Linked DNA regions of Mus musculus: region 1 is linked to region 2. A link is a loop called in an ENCODE intact Hi-C map of the cell type or tissue named here. Cell type or tissue: left cerebral cortex. All regions are shown on one strand.

Evidence for each region. Hi-C counts contacts between places; a loop is a spot of excess contacts. Peaks named below come from ENCODE experiments on the same cell type or tissue, not always from the same donor. Only the 100,000 strongest peaks of a DNase experiment are listed, where the experiment ranks them.
Region 1: a loop joins it to region 2, with 4 times the contacts of the local background. A loop is called at or near these places in 2 of 42 quality-filtered maps.

The regions. Positions count from the first base shown.
Region 1 is chr5:104,505,092-104,513,091 of GRCm38, forward strand. Pkd2 (polycystin 2, transient receptor potential cation channel) reads left to right here. Exons shown (of 15, transcript NM_008861.3): 15 at 1-728. Thoc2l (THO complex subunit 2-like) reads left to right here and starts at 3,259. Exons shown (of 8, transcript NM_001166581.2): 1 at 3,259-3,480. In left cerebral cortex, no CTCF peak of the experiment used is centred here; a DNase peak (open chromatin) is centred at 3,356; H3K4me3 peaks cover 2,029 bases; H3K27ac peaks cover 533 bases.
Region 2 is chr5:105,318,915-105,326,914 of GRCm38, forward strand. It overlaps the pseudogene Gbp11. Among named protein-coding and RNA genes, the nearest start is that of Gbp6, 29 kb to the left of the region's middle. In left cerebral cortex, a CTCF peak has its summit at 3,822 (motif pointing left); a DNase peak (open chromatin) is centred at 3,832.

The sequences.
Region 1 (8,000 bases), 810 kb before region 2:
CAGTTGTTGAATAACTTGGCCCTTTGAGAGCTAGGGGTCAGAAGAAACAAAGCCAAGCTGGTAGAGAAGCCAGAGGTAGAGAACAAGTAGAAGAGAATCCTGGGCTTAGTACCGTATTTGAAATTCACAAGAATTCATTGACTTCCTAGAATATACCAAACCTCTCCAACCTCTAACAGACTGCTGAGTAGACAGGCCTTTTCTCGTCAGCTTCCACAGAAGCGAGGCACGCCATGTTTCCCTGATTCTGATGGCTGCACATCAATCATTTTCTTTTGAATATGCTACACTAATTTTTTTTCCTTCCTAGGTATTGGATTTTGCATTGCAGGGGTATTATTGTATGTATGTATTTATGTATGCGTACTGTACTGTTACAAAGTGAACAAACTTCAACTTGAAGTGCATTAATTATGTGGTATCCATGTGTATCGACCATGTGCCGTATGCCTATTATGGTCACTAGAACATCTTTTATGATGCTTATTATTACAGTGTTTCTCATTTAACTTGTAAACTTTTGTAGAATTCTCCTTTTTTTCCCTTTAGATATAAGTTCATATATTTTTCTACTTTAGTCCTGTGAAGTTTATCCCTAGTCACCTTCCTGGTAGTCTCCCCTCTGTTAAGGGTATAGTTAAGATTTCACATATACAAGGTTCTTTGGACATCAACAATTTCTTAACTGTAATAATGTGTACATTACTTAATAAAGACTTGACATAGTACCATGGTGTTAAAAACACGTTTGTTTCCATAAAAAAGAGGGGGGGTTGCCTTTTATCATAGCATAAACCCTGGGAAAGCACCTTATTTTCTGTGTCATGGAATGATACAAGTAACACATTTATACATTTTTACACTAAATGTAAACTTTTAGACTCCCAGTCTACCTGTCATGCATGGTGGGTACTTCCCCCCCTTCCCCCGCCGCTACCCCCACTACTCACAGAAGTATAACCTAGGACAAAGACTCCAGGACAGCGTGAATCAATTGCCTGTATAGTGGAGTACCAAATAGCCTTTATCTTAGTTACAATTGCTGTTCTAGCATAAACAGGACCCAGGCAACTTATAGAGAAAGAGTTTATTGGTCCTTACAGTGGGTGAGCCTGAAAGATCCTGACAGAATGTAAAAGGTCACAGAAGCCCTGAAATTGGCAAGATAGATTTCACTGTTAGCAGAACTAGCTTCACTGATTTAGAAAAATAGAGGTGCACAATGCTCTGGCCACTCCTTGAACCCGTGTGTCTGCCAATGTTTTGACCGTTCCTTGAACCCAGGTGTGTGCCCACTGCTGCACCTCACTGCCAGGTGTTTGTGATATTGGTTGCTGAGAAAGAGTCGGAAAATCTTCCCAGCAACCACAGCCGGGCCAATCCTGAGTTGCTACACCTGCACCAGACTCTTTCCTTGTACCCCTCCCATACCCATTTCTTGAGAATAGACATTGTTTAGTTCTGGAAACCCCCTACTCCTCCCTTCTCCTTTCCCCCCTGAGGGCCTATAAAAACTGGCCTTTCCCCTCGTGGTCGAATCCTCTACCCCTGCGTGGGATATGAGTCGTCCCCAGAGCTCTGGCTTTCCCCGAATAAAGCCTCATGTGGTTTACATCAAGCCTGGTCTCTCATGAGTTCTTGGGTGTCCGCTATTGTCCCGACGCCTGAGCGAGGGGCTCCTCACGGAGTCTTTCAAACCCACAACCATCATGGTGAGGTGTATGACATCAAGCAGGTAAACATGGCGGTGAGGCAGTAGCCCAGAGCTTACATCTAGATAATAAACATGATGCAGAGAGCTAACTGGTAGTGGTGTGTGCTTTTGACACCTCAGAGATCACCCCAGTGACATATCTTATCCAATAAGGTAACAACTCCTAATCCTTCCCAAATAGTTCTACCAGTTGGGGACCATATATAAGAAACCATGCATGCTCAATATTGCTCAAAAAGCTAAAAGTAAATCTACCATGACTCAGATCCACTCCTCTGCATATGCCCAAAGGACATCCTCCTACAGATGCTTGCTTAGCAGTGTCCATTGCTGCTCTGTTCACCATAGCTAGCGAGGGGGAACCACCTAAATGCCCTTCGAGTGATGGACGGGCAATGCAAATGTGGCACAGATACACCACAGGATAAAGGAAAATGACATCATGATGTTTGCAGGTAAGTGCAGCTCTTGCCAAGATGCAGGCATTAAATAGTTGCTGGGGAAAGAAAAATGAACAATCTCCCACCCACATTCATTATTTTCATATTGGGCAAAGACATCTAAATAGAAATAATTGCTTGGAAAGTGACCAAGCCACTTATACAGTATCTACTGTTATATGCAAGGCAATGTAGTGGATCCTGATCATGGTAAAAATTTTTTTTAATGTGCATCTCTATCTGTCTACAGCTTACTATTGAATCAAAAAAACCTTATTAAGTCATGTGTTTGAGATACATATATGCATATTTGCACATCTCATTTGATTTTATGTATTTCTGTTGCTTTGTAACATAATGGTCAGATATATACTCCTGAACAATTTATTGATTTTATACATACACGACATAATAACCAGATAACAACAGAAATGACAATTTTCGGAGATGGGGTCAAAATATGAGTTCAATTCTTAATGTATTTAAAACCTGATGCCTTTTTAAATTAAAAAGAATTTTAATCTAAAAATAAAGAAGTTTAACTTTCACCCCTCATCAAAGCTTCTTTTCATACTGGATAGAGAGCATGACAGACACCCACAAGTAGCAATGTCCCAGTTCTCCCAGTACAATGTGCAATAACTATAAAATATTTCCAAGTTTCTGTATAATGCATACATACATCCTTCTGATAAAAAGTTTTATAAATAGCTTTAAGGGCTTGGTTGGGAACAAATTTTGGCAGCTGTCTACAGTGAACAAGTATTTTAGTCCTTCCCTAACTCATGCCTTGACTTCTCTTGAGATGCAACATACTTTGGGAGATAAACAGACTTTTTCCATAGTACACTACCAGATTTTCCACCAGTTGAACCACATCATTTTCGGAAAGCTCTCAGAATTGTTTGTATTTAGCATTCACATTCAAATGAAACCGCCAGTGCACACAGTCACCTCAGCAAGGCATTTTCTAACAAAGGCGCAGTGATGACCAACGACCTCAGTCCCCACCCCGCCCCCCGCCCCCCGCCCCCCGCCCCCCGCCAGCAACCGAAGTGCGGCCGCGCGTGCGCAGAGGACTCGCTGCACCGCCGCCGTCCCTCCGCAGTGACGTCAGCCGAACGCCGAGGAGATCCCGACCGGTTTCCCACCGCTCTGTGGAGTCGGCGGTGTGTCGTTGGTGTCCCTATCGAGCTGGGTCAGGAGGGCGCGGAGCGGTGAAGCCCTTCCCGAGCCGCGGCGTAGAGGCGGTTCGCGGCGGCTGGAGCGGGGAGGCGCGAGCCGGCGCGGTCGCGGCGGGCGGCGCGGGCGGAGCGCGAGCGAGCGGTGAGTCGGCATGGCGGCCCCCAGGCGAGCGGGCGGGCTGCGGCCTCTGTCCAGCTCGGCGGCGGCTTGGCGGACCGGGCTGTGCTAACACACGCAGGGGAAAGCCACAGACCCCCGAGTCTTTCCGGGGCGTTCTTGAAGCGAACAGACCTTAAATGAGATCTGGTGTCACCGGGCGCTTCCTCAGCCCCGGCATTTGGTGGCTCCCGTGAGCGTCTCTGGGCACATAGAACGCCTACCTGGCCCGCAGGCAGTAGGTGGTTTCTGGACCGCGAGCTCCGAAGAGTTAAACTGTGTGCCAGGTGCAGTAAACTCAGGAACTGGAGCGAAAGGAGTGAAGAGTTGACAGCACTACCGGGAATTACTTCAGTATTCCTCACCCGGTTCTAATAAGTAGTTTTTTGCAATATTCTGAAGCTGTGGAAATGCTGGATACGGGGAAGGTGGTTGCGATTAAATTAAGAGAAAGGACGGGGTGCCAGGATTTTAGGAGTGTGTTTTGCCGTCCCTAGGTTTGCCTGCTACATTTGCCCTCAGAAATTTACCTCCCGTAGGAGATTTTCAGGATCATATTTACAACCAAAATCAGAATATTATCAGCTTAAATTGACACTGGGCATTATTGTTAACTTGAACTGGGAAGCCCCAGTTCAAGAAACTCAGCCAAGGTGCATGGACAAGAACGTTGATTGTTTATAGAGTACTGAAAACACTGCAGTATACTTTATACAAATTTGAAGGCATGTATTCATGATATGCCCAAATATTTGGCAGAAGTTATTCTTTTGAATGCTTTGCAGAAGACGTCTTAATCTTAAACACTCATATAAATACTCTCGCTTCATTTCAAGCCAAAATGGGGATGCTAGCTTCTTTATACTTAACAGTTATTTTGATACCAGCAAGCTTTGTAGTTCCAAAAGATGGTGTAAGTAGCATGGGTCGCCTAAGGCCATTGGAAACCGTGTTCACATTACAGTTCATAACAGTAGGTTATGAAGTTGCAACAAAAATAATGTTATGGTTGGGTCACTACAGCATGAGGAACTAACTGTATCAAAGTGTTGCAGCATTAGGAAGGTTGAGAACTGCTGACATAGAGGTAAAAGAAAACACAAAAGAAAAGAAAGCACATCACAAAATAGAGACCAGGATAGTCAGCCAAATGAAACATTCTGGTATTATGAAAATAAACCATGTAGGCCAAGTTTAATTCCCACCACTGCTGTAATGGAGAGGCATACATGTGTGTGTGTATCAAATGCCTATATATTATGTAGGCTGAGTTTCATTCCTACCACTGCCGATGTAGAGAGACATGCATGCGTGTGTATCAAATGTCTGTATGTAGTCTAGGGGTTCCCACCCTCCTCCTTTTCCTCTCCTTTCACTTAGAATAGGTCTAAACCAATAACCAGACCACAGCAAGGAAGCATGGATAGTTACTGTTTCTAGAACCCCGTGTTGAACAGAATACCTAATTTGATACTGTAAAGTGTATTCATTAAGAAACTTCTGGACCTTTCTTGGAGAGTGAAATTATTAGAAAGGTACCAGGGACAGATACAAGGTGACTGTTTTATACAGTCCATCTAATTGCCCTTAAGTTTATTTGTTGGTTTTTTCAAATTTTTTAAAATTCACTTTATATCTTTATGGTTGTCTTTTCCCCATCTCCCCCTCTCACAGTTCCTCCACCTCACTCCTTCTTCTCTAAGTGGAGGCCCTCCCAACCCTGGCACATTAAGTCTCTGCAGGGTTAGATAGTTCCTACTGAAGCCAAACAAGACAGCCAAGTTAGGGGAACAGATTCCACAGACAAGTAACAGCTTTTGGGATAGCCCCTGTTCCAGTTACTCAGGACCCAACATGAAGACTGAGCTGCACATTTGCCTGGGGGTGGAGGGTTTGGGGGTGTGTTGAGGGGCTCATCCGTGTATGGTTTTTGGTTGGTGGTTCAATCTGAGAGGTCCCTAGCGTCCAGGTTAGTTAACTGTGAGTCTTCCTATGGAGTTCCTATACCCTTAGGGGCCCTCAGTCCTTCCCCCAACTCTTCCATAAGAGTCCCAGAGCTTCATCCAGGTGGAGCCTCTCAGAGGACAGCCATGCTAGGCTCCTGTTATGTGCGTCCTTTTGGGTCTGGGTTACCTTTCTCAGAATGATGTCTTCAGGGTTCATTCTTTTGCCTACAAAATTCTTGATGTCTTTGTTTTTAATAACTGAATAGCATTCCATTGTTTAGATAGATGTAGCACATTTTCTTTATCCATTCTTCAGTTGAGGGCCATCTAGGTTGTTTCCAGTTTCTGGCTATTAAAAATAAAGCTGCTATGAACATAATTGAGCAAGTGTCCCTGTGGTATAGTGGGGCATCTTTTGGGTATATGCCCAGGAGTGGTATAGCTGGGTCTTGAAGTAGATGGACAGGGCTGTGTTTAAGAAAGGTTAGTAATAGAGTTTGAGACTCTTACCAGTTAGGTTCGTTCAGCGTGTACTCTGAAATTTGGGGTTTTCAGCTCAGTGCTGACCCATGCATAAACACTGCCTAGTTTGTCCATCCTAAGCCTCCTGTTAACTCAGAAGGCATAGGTATACAGGCAGCTTCTGAGATCTTTGTTCACGCCTAGCCAGAGTCTTCTGCGATGCTTAACTCAGGCAATGACTGAAAGTTTTTCAGATCTGTTTACTTTGAGAATGGAGTTAACATAGCAATTTTCCTTTGCTCTGACAGCTTTGGTGTTTCCTTCATGTTCCAACATTTTGGATGTTAGTTTGCTTTCCTGAGAACACTATTAAAGAACCATAGCATAGTTAAATTTTAATTGCCTCGCATTGCCAGAATGAACCTGTTTTTGTTACTGGCCTGATCTGTTTCTACTTAGGAGGAATAATGATTAACAGTCAGTGTTATGCAAATAATTTTATGATGTCGCAGCATTGGGAAGTTGAGAACCACTGCTGTAGGGGATGGATATCTCAAGCTGGGTCACCATTACTTTGCTAGGCATTGTACTATTGAATGAAGGAAAAATAGATAACAAACCAAGTGCCAGACAGATTTAAGTTGTAGACTCAATTTGAACCACAAAACAATTATTTTTAGTAATAGTAACTTACAGAAACGCAGTGCGAGAACAGTTAATTTGTAATTTGTAACAGTTAATTTTTAGTTGAAAGGTTCATTTAAACATAGTTGTTAACTTTGCTTGTTTGGTTTTTGTTTTAATCTAATTGTCAGTGTTTTACAGAAGGAATGAAACTAGATGAGAACACTTACAATAGAAACAGTTAGAATAGCCATGTCCCAGAAAACAGCATAAAACCCATTGTTCCTTATCACTTCTTAAAAATGTTATTAAGATCAGATCTGTTTTAAGAAACTGGTTTTAAGTATAGATAATCAAATTCTGGTTGTATACATTATTTCATCAAAATGTTTTCTCTTTAGAAAAACTTAAGTATGTATCTAATTATAGCCAACTAAATTATACATATATTTCCTTCTATAAGCTTTGTTGTGGAGGCTGAAGAGGTGGCTCAGCTGTTAAGAGCACTGGCTGCTCTGTTCTTTTAGAAGTCCTGAGTAATATTTAACAACCACGTGGTTTACTGACTTATGGTCATCAATATTGGGATCTTCTGATGTGTGGGTGTACATGCAGACAAAGAATATATATACACACATATATATGTGTGTATATATATGTATATATATTTAAACAAACATTTAAGAATTCATTTTGTGTAATCCTGTGTTACATTCTTATTTTTCATCATTTTCCTTACCAAACGGTATATTTTCTTTATAACCATTTATTTTTCTTTCTTCCTTAGTTCTTTCTTTAAATTTACATTTTGAAGTATTGCTTACACATTTAGTGAATTTGGACAAAATTATATTTTAACACCAAAATAACTCACTTTACATCTTTTTCTAGATTTCTGATTAAAATGTAGCCACTTTCTCTTTGTAGTCTTTGCCATTAAATTGAATGTCATTTAGAATTTTTAACTGTCACTTCTTAGTAAGGACCCGTGAAAAGAGCTATTTAAAATTTATTCTTATACCAAGTTTATAAAAGCTCATTAATGTGAACATGTATCTTCCTTTCATAGAAATTAAGGAGCCAAGATTACTTGAATATGTATTTAGCCATTGATACTTTAGTATTTCAATTTAAAGCTGACTCAAATATTTTACCTCTATTACTTTATTTTTTTCAGATGAAGCAGTTCTTTTAGCACAGTGGTTTTTAATGTCCCACTCCCACCCTCTCTTTCTCCTTGTTCTCAAGTAAACATTTTGACTTTTACATTCCAGTTAGGTCTACTTGAAACAGAAAACTCCAGCTGACCTTAAATAACAAAAGAGTCAGCAGAAGAAAAAGAAAAGCTGTTTATGTGATTACCCTACAAATTGTAGTTTAAGTAATGTCTTAGAGGTGTTCATGGTCAAGCAGAACACTAAATTAGATGATGGAAACAAAAAATAATTTACTAGAAAAAGAGTAACTAACATA
Region 2 (8,000 bases):
CTAAAGTTTCTTTAATGAATGTGGCTGCCCTTGTATTTGGAGCATAGATATTCAGAATTGATATTTCCTCTTGGAGGATTTTACTTTTGATGAGTATGAAGTGCCCCTCCTTATCTTTTTTGATGACTTTGGGTTGGAAGTCAATTTTATTCGATATTAGAATGGCTACTCCAGCTTGTTTCTTCATACCATTTGCTTGGAAAATTATTTTCCAGCCTTTCATTCTGAAGTAGTGTCTATCTTTTTCTCTGAGATGAGTTTCCTGTAAGGAGCAAAATGTTGGGTCCTGTTTGTATAGCCAATCTCTTAGTCTATGTCTTTTTATTAGGGAGTTGAGTCCACAGATATTAAGAGATATTAAGGAAAAGTACTGTTGCTTCCTATTATTTTTGTTGTTAAAGTTGGCATTCTGTTCTTGTGGCTGTCTTCTTTTAGGTTTGTTGAGGGATTACCTTCTTGCTTTTTCTAGGATGTGATTTCCGTCCTTGTATTGGTTTTTTTCTGTTATTATCCTTTGAAGGGCTGGATTTGTGGAAAGATAATGTGTGAATTTGGCTTTGTCGTGGAATACTTTGGTTTCTCCGTCTATGGTAATTGAGACTTTGGCTGGGTATAGTAGCCTGGGCTGAAATTTGTGTTCTCCTAGTGTCTGTATAACATCTGTTCAGGCTCTTCTGGCTTTCATAGTCTCTGGTGAAAAATCTGGTGTAATTCTGATAGGCTTGCCTTTATATGTTACTTAACCTTTTTCCCTTACTGCTTTTAGTATTCTCTCTTTATTTAGTGCATTTGTTATTCTGATTATTATGTGTTGGGAGGAATTTCTTTTCTGGTCCAGTCTATTTGGAGTTCTGTAGGCTTCTTTATGTTCATGGGCATCTCTTTCTTTAGGTTTGGGAAGTTTTCTTCTATACTTTTGTTGAAGATGTTTGCTGGTCCTTTGAGTTGAAAATCTTCATTCTCATCTACTTCTATTATCTGTAGGTTTGGTCTTCTCATTGTGTCCTGGATTTCCTGGATGTTTTGAATTAGGATCTTTTTGCATTTTCCATTTTCTTTGATTGTTGTGCTGATGTTCCCTATGGAATCTTCTCCACCTGAGATTCTCTCTTCCATCTCTTGTATTCTGTTGCTGATGCTCACATCTATTGGTTCCAGATTTCTTTCCTAGGGTTTCTATCTCCAGCTTTGCCTCACTTTGGGTTTTCTTTATTGTGTCTACTTCCCTTTTTAGGTCTTGGATGGTTTTATTCAATTCCATCACCTGTTTGGTTGTGTTTTCCTGCAATTCTTTAAGGGATTTTTGTGCTTCCTCTTTAATGTCTTCTACCTATTTAGCAGTGTTCTCCTGTATTTCTTTAAGTGAATTATTAAACTTCTTGATGTCCTCTACCATCATCATGAGATATGCTTTTAAATCCGGGTCTAGCTTTTCGGGTGTGTTGGGTGCCCTGGACTGGGCGAAGTGGGAGTGCTGGGTTCTGATGATGGTGAGTGGTCTTGGTTTCCGTTAATAAAATTCTTACGTTTACCTTTTGCCATCTGGTAATCTCTGGAGTCAGTTGTTGTAGTTGTCTCTGGTTAGAGATTGTTCCTCTCTTGATTCTGTTAGTCTCTATCAGCAGACGTGGGCGACTAGCTCTCTCCTCTGAGTTTCAGTAGTCAGAGCACTCTCTGCAGGCAAGCTCTCCTCTTACAGGGAAGGTGCACAGATATCTGGCGTTCGGACCTCCCTCCTGGCCGAAGATGAAGGCTCAAAACAGGACCTATCCCAGAAGCTGTGTTGCTTTGGCCTGTCACAGAAGCGGATAGCTTCTGTAGTCCACACTCTCACCTGTGCAGACTACTTTCGGCAGAGTCTTGGAACCAAGATGTCTTCTGCCAATGCTGAGGCAAAGCCCTCCAGGGCTGGGTGGACACCTATACTCTGGCCGGGAAGGTGGCCAGATGTCTGGAGCCTGAAAAGGGCGCTGCCTCAGAAGCTCTGTGGCTCCTGCCTGTCCCAGAAGCTGATACCTTCTGACGAACCTAGCACACTGTTTCAGCTCTTGCAGTTTCACTCTTTCAAAACCATTTTGAGGCACCAGACTAAAATCTAAAATATTAACAAGGCCTGATGTTTAATTTTGTGTTAGTGAGGACCACATCTGACATTATACTTGGTCAATGTTTTTTTGAAGTTTTATTTTTTCTTTTCCTGAATGTTCCTGTGTCTGCAACTCTCCTTCCCCATCACAGATCTACTTTTGACAGGACATGTTTCTGGCCACCTCGACAAAGTCACTACCAAAATTAATGGCTGTGCCTGTCCCCTCAACCCAAAGTCAAGCAGCCTCTGAATGGGGAGTGAGGATGATTATAGGAAAGTCAGAAAGAAGACTCAGAGACAAGAATTAGAATTGGGAAGCCTGAAGGTGAATACCACATCAGCCTCGACTTTATTTTATTAGCCTTCTTATATCTCTCAGTGCTGTGGGAAACAAAGTCGCAAGGTAGCAGAAACAATGGGTGATGTACAAACAGGATATCTCTTCCCATCCAGAGGCTTTCCTGTTCCTTACTCCAAGATTCATAGAATGTTCATCCCCTTGCCTTTAACCCCATGTGTATTTCCTCTTATTGTTCCATGAGTCAGCAAGCCAAGAAATCTGCCAGTAGACCCTGACCTGCCTTGACTGTGCCTGGCAGGCAGGCTTTTACTGAAGCAAACAAAATGGCTCCCAATAAAACAGCACCAAGATGTCTCCTTTACACAGTTCATTTTTTTGAACATGACATCTTATAAGACATGAAGAGAGAGAAAGTAAGCTTCTCCAAGATTCTAGAAATCATAGGAATGTCTATACTTTAATTTTGAAATAATAAATGTAAGTACTTTTAAAAACAGATCATATTGTTCTAAAACAATATTTTCTGGATATGACGGGGCTATGACAGTAGCTATGGTTGTTGGCACAATTTACACACGATCAAGCCAGTCAACATCCACTGTGGAGAGGCAGTGAGCTCATGAGACCCTACCCCTAGCTGAGGAACTACTAGCAGTTGATATCTGGTCACTAGGAGAGGGAGAGTGTGTTTTCTATGGGGGTATTGGTCATGATCAATTGTCCATGGTCTGGTAGATGGTGTCTAATGCCCAGGGACATGAGGCCAGGATTAATTTAGTCACAGTAAGAAGAAAGAGGAAGAGGTAGGGGAGGGGGAGACATGCAGATGGGAGGGGAATTTGAGGGTGACTTAGAGGAGCTGGGGGTGGGTATACTCTAAATATATTATATTCATTAATGCACTAATAGGGGTTCTTGGGTCTCTTTATTCATACGGCCCATTATCAATGTTAACAGTGTATTCCTTTTAATCTTCTTTATAAGTATGTATACATATAACCTTGGGATATGTGATGGAAGCACCAGGGGTCCTTGGGTTTGAGAAAAGGAAGTCAGATCCCTTGGAGTTGCATTCACAGGTAGTTGTTACCTGCCCCAGGAACCGAGCTACCCTGGATGAGCATTGTGCATTCTTGACCACTGAGCCATCTCTGAGCTGTCCACCTCCCATGTGCCCCATGGACTCTCTTATACTCTATACAATCATTTCTCTTTTAATACAGTTTCCCTGCTACTTTACAAATAAATAAATATGATATAAAAACAGCATGCATAAATTGTATTGACCGCCTGTGGAAATAATATTTTGATATATTGGTTTACATAAAATGCATTATTTAAATTATTTTTAAAAAAGCAAAGCCTCAAAGAAAACATCATTAATCTATAAATGTTGTTTCCTGGTACTCAAGTCTTGGTCTTGGGTTCCCTCTAGTGGCTTATGCCATTTCTAGAAGCAGAGATTTCATCCTGCACTGGTGGGTTTTAACTTATTGTCACTATCCTAAATTGTGAATTTGCTTTCCCAGCACTCTTCATGAAATGTATAAGACTGAGAATGTCATGGAATGCATATATCCGTTCAACATTTGACTCCAACTTATTTTCCCAAGATGAAGCCAGTAGATTAGGCTTTTTATTAATCTTCCAGAGGGCATTTTACTTGTGTTCTTGCATGTTGGCATGATAGTAGCATTTCTAATAATGATTGCACAGTTGTATGGTGTTTTCACTTTATTTTTAAGATATATTTTAGCTCAATTTAGATCATTATACAGATAGGTTGACTGATATTTGTTTCTTCACTATATAGTACTACAAGATCAAGCCATATAAAAATTTGTTGCCAATCTAACTCAGGGATGTTTAAGTAGTTTCCAGGTTATCACAGTTATAATATCAATGACTTTTCCTATTGTTATGATGAAATACCCTCACAAAACCAACTTAAGAAAGGGTTTGTTGTGGTCCATGAATCATGATGATACATTCTGTCAAGGTTGGAGAATGCATTCTGAGAGAAGTCGAGGCTGGCTTGTTGTATGGCATCCATAGTCAGGAAGCTACAAGTGGTAGGGCGATTTGTTTTCAACATTCTCTGTGTCTTCAGTCCACAAGAACAGTGCTGCCCACCCACAGAATGGGTTCCCTACCATATTAACCTGAGACAATCCTGCACAACCTATCCTGGGCTGAATGATCCTCACAAGAATACAGAAAACCTTGTCTCCTAGCTTATTCGATTTTCAGTTAAATTGGCCAGCAGTGATCGCATGTAATGACTAAATGCATAGCTTCCATAGGAATGTTTTCAAAATGTGTTCTCTAAAGGCAAGCATTGTCTGTGCAGACACGTAGGAGCTGTTCTATGTCTTCTGTGTGGGGCACAGATGCCCTCTAATCAGCACTTTTTATGTTTAATCTTCTCTGCAGAATGAAAATGGAAAACAGGCAGCTTCAAATAACACAAACTATATCACAGTCTCTCATTTGCTCCTAAAGAATGAAATAAGGCCTTTTATAGCCTTTTCAATCAGTAAAGAGGAAAGAAATAAAGCAAGGTCTCTTACAGCACTGTCCACAAAGAAATCACTGTTTTGTTTCATATCCTTGATGTTATGTCTCAGTCGATAGATCTCTCTTCTCATTTCCTCAGCTTTCTTCTTATAGCCTTCCTCAAGGAGAGCCTTTTGTTCCTAAAACAGTGAACATGACAGAAAAATAACTATTGTCAAGTTCAAACATTGTATGGCTTACAATTTGAAAACCTTAGCAAGCGATCCTTAGTGCATTTCTAAAAACTTTCCCTTACCATGAAGAAGATACACCAAAGTGAGACCTACACATTGTGAGGAAGCAGAGTTGAAACTTGACTAATTTTCATCTACCATGTTTGTTTCAGCTGTGATGGTAGTAAAGTTGTGCAAATGTGCTTAGGCTCATGTCCACAAAAATGCCACTGGGCTGACTGAGGAGAGCTCAACCCATGGAGAGTATATGGCAAATTTATCATGCAGACAAAGGCAACTCATTGGATGATAAAGAAGCTAATTACCATTTCACTTGCAGCTGGACAATGGGCATTGCTCCAATGTCCTGTGCTTCTTCAAGGAGGCTGTCTTTCCTGGGCACAACTTCAGAACCCGCAGAAACTATCGGGTCACTGTGCCTTTAAACTGGACATTTCCTTCAGTTTTATGCAGCATAGATCATCCTGGGGAGATTGGAGTGGGGTGGTAGGGGTTGTGGGGTGCAGTCAGGTGCCTGATGATCTGGACAACCAAGACAGACCAGTTTCTGGCATTATTATATTGCTTGGTTGGGAAGTTTGTTTAGTGAAACCTCATAAGGTCATTTTTAAATATCCCAAGTCTGTAAGCCAAACCATTGTAGTCATTAAAACCCTGAAAGAGCAACAGAAAACCTGATGTCCCCAGAGTCTACATTAAGAGCAAAATTCAAAGTGTACATGAAACATAACACATGATGTGGAGAGACTATTAGCAATAATATATTATGACTGTGTTCTTCCCATGACCTGGCTGACAACTTTCTCCTACAGCCTGGGGTACTAGAACCACCAGGAGGATCAGGAGCCCCACCTTCATTAGCTTCTCCAGCATCATGTTATGGTCTTTGATGAGCTGCTCTCTCTCCTGCATCAGCTTCCTTCTCAGTTGCTCTAGGTTTTCCTTGTTCCTTTTCTCTTGAGCCTCCATATACTTCTGCTGCTCCTTCTGCTTCTGTCTTAGCAGATCCTGCTCCTTCTCAGCTGCCTCCTTGTTGGTGCACTTCTCTGCCCCAAGAAGATTCAGGAGAGATGAAAGTGATGGTTCAAGTAAAATGTTAACATTCCACAACCCAAAGAGCAATTCAAATATGAAAAAGAACATAGGAAACCAGACTCAACTCTGGTCCACACTTGGGGAGCATGTTTCTGAAGATAATGGAGAAGACCATGCCCATGTGACTGACACACAGTCAGGACTGCCTGTGGCTTCCAGGGTGGGCATCCACAGAAAGATAGAAAGCTAATGCTCTTGGCATGGGTTTAATATGGCTTCTATCAGAAAGCCATGGTAGGAATCTGACCTCTGCTGAGAGCCAAGAGACATGTTCCTGTACCTGCAATGGCCTTCTGCCCAGCAATGAGGGCTGTGTCTGCCTGCAGGATGGAACTCTCAATGATGGCCTGTGACTGAAGAAAGCTCTGGAAGACTTCAATTGCCTGTAGGACCAAGAGGGTGCAAAGAACCCTGATAAATCCTGAGAGAGTGAGGACCCATGAGACTCAACAGAGTCCTCACTGTGCCTCATTGTCAAATACCACAGGGAAGCAAGCAGATGGCCCAAGCTCTTCAGTGGCCCTGGATACTTCCTGACCTGTGGCTCCCTCCAGTAACCTCAACTAGAGATGCCTGCATCCTCTCAGATGTAGCATATCCATGTCATGTGCAGTTGTGAATGCTTCAACCTATGATGCCTTTAGATATTGTATTCTGCTGTAAAATACTGCATGATTGCGTATAAGCCAAGTCCTTCTCTCTTGCTGGGTGTATTCATAAGCAAATCACTTTACCTTCCCAAGCCTTGTAGTAGAGATGTGTGAATGTGCACAGTAGTGGGGGCATTGCTCAGTGCATTTAAAAAACTAAAGAAAGGTCTAAAAGAAGTACTTAAAATGGTATCACTGGCAATAACAGTAATATTTTAGCTATATTATTACACTCACTACTCCACAGGTAGACCATCCTGACAGAAATATAGAGTTATCACTCAGAATGCTTTGTGAGAATATTTCTAACAATTCATACTAAAAAGGAGTCATTTTGCACCTACCATGGTCAAGGTAAAGCACTTGCCTTGCAAAGCAAAGCCCTGGCTTTGGTCACCAACACCAACATAAAGCTAAGGTATCAGGCTATCTTCATGTTTTCTCATTCCTCTAAGCAGGGAGTTCCCGTGCTACCTGCTCCTCATCTTCACCATGTTCCCATGTTCCGCGCTCATCTTCACCCCATTCACAGCCTCAGAATGTTCCCTGTTCCTTACCTTGACCCCATTCCTGGGCTCCCTGCTTTTAATCTTTATCCCATTGATGTGCTACCTGCACTTCACTTTCACCAAATTCCCATGCTCCCTGCTCCTCACCTTCACCCCTTTCCTGGGAACCTGCTAGTAGTCATGTTCAATCTTCTCCCTCATGTCCATGTAGAGCCTGTGTCCCCCAGGAACAGAAAATGTTGAGATATTGTCCATCAAATCCTTTGAAAGTCGATCCAGTTCTTCCTGGCAGTATTTATCAGATGCCTCTTCATTCTTCAACAGGAAAAGCCCATTCTTCTCACTTATTAATTCCTACAATGGAAATGTACAGAGATCTGACACAATTGAAGGAACAGAAGGGATATAATTCCAAGAAACGTCATAGAAGAGCCAACCTATTCCCCATGAGAAAGCATTCCAGGGTAATAAGACCTCACGGGAATGTGAAGTGCTAAAACCTGAACTTGGGTGCTCAAAAAGCTGTGGAAGCCCACACTAAATGCATTTGCATTCCTGGTATTGAAGACCTATAAAGACATGGGGTACATGCTACCATCTCTGGTT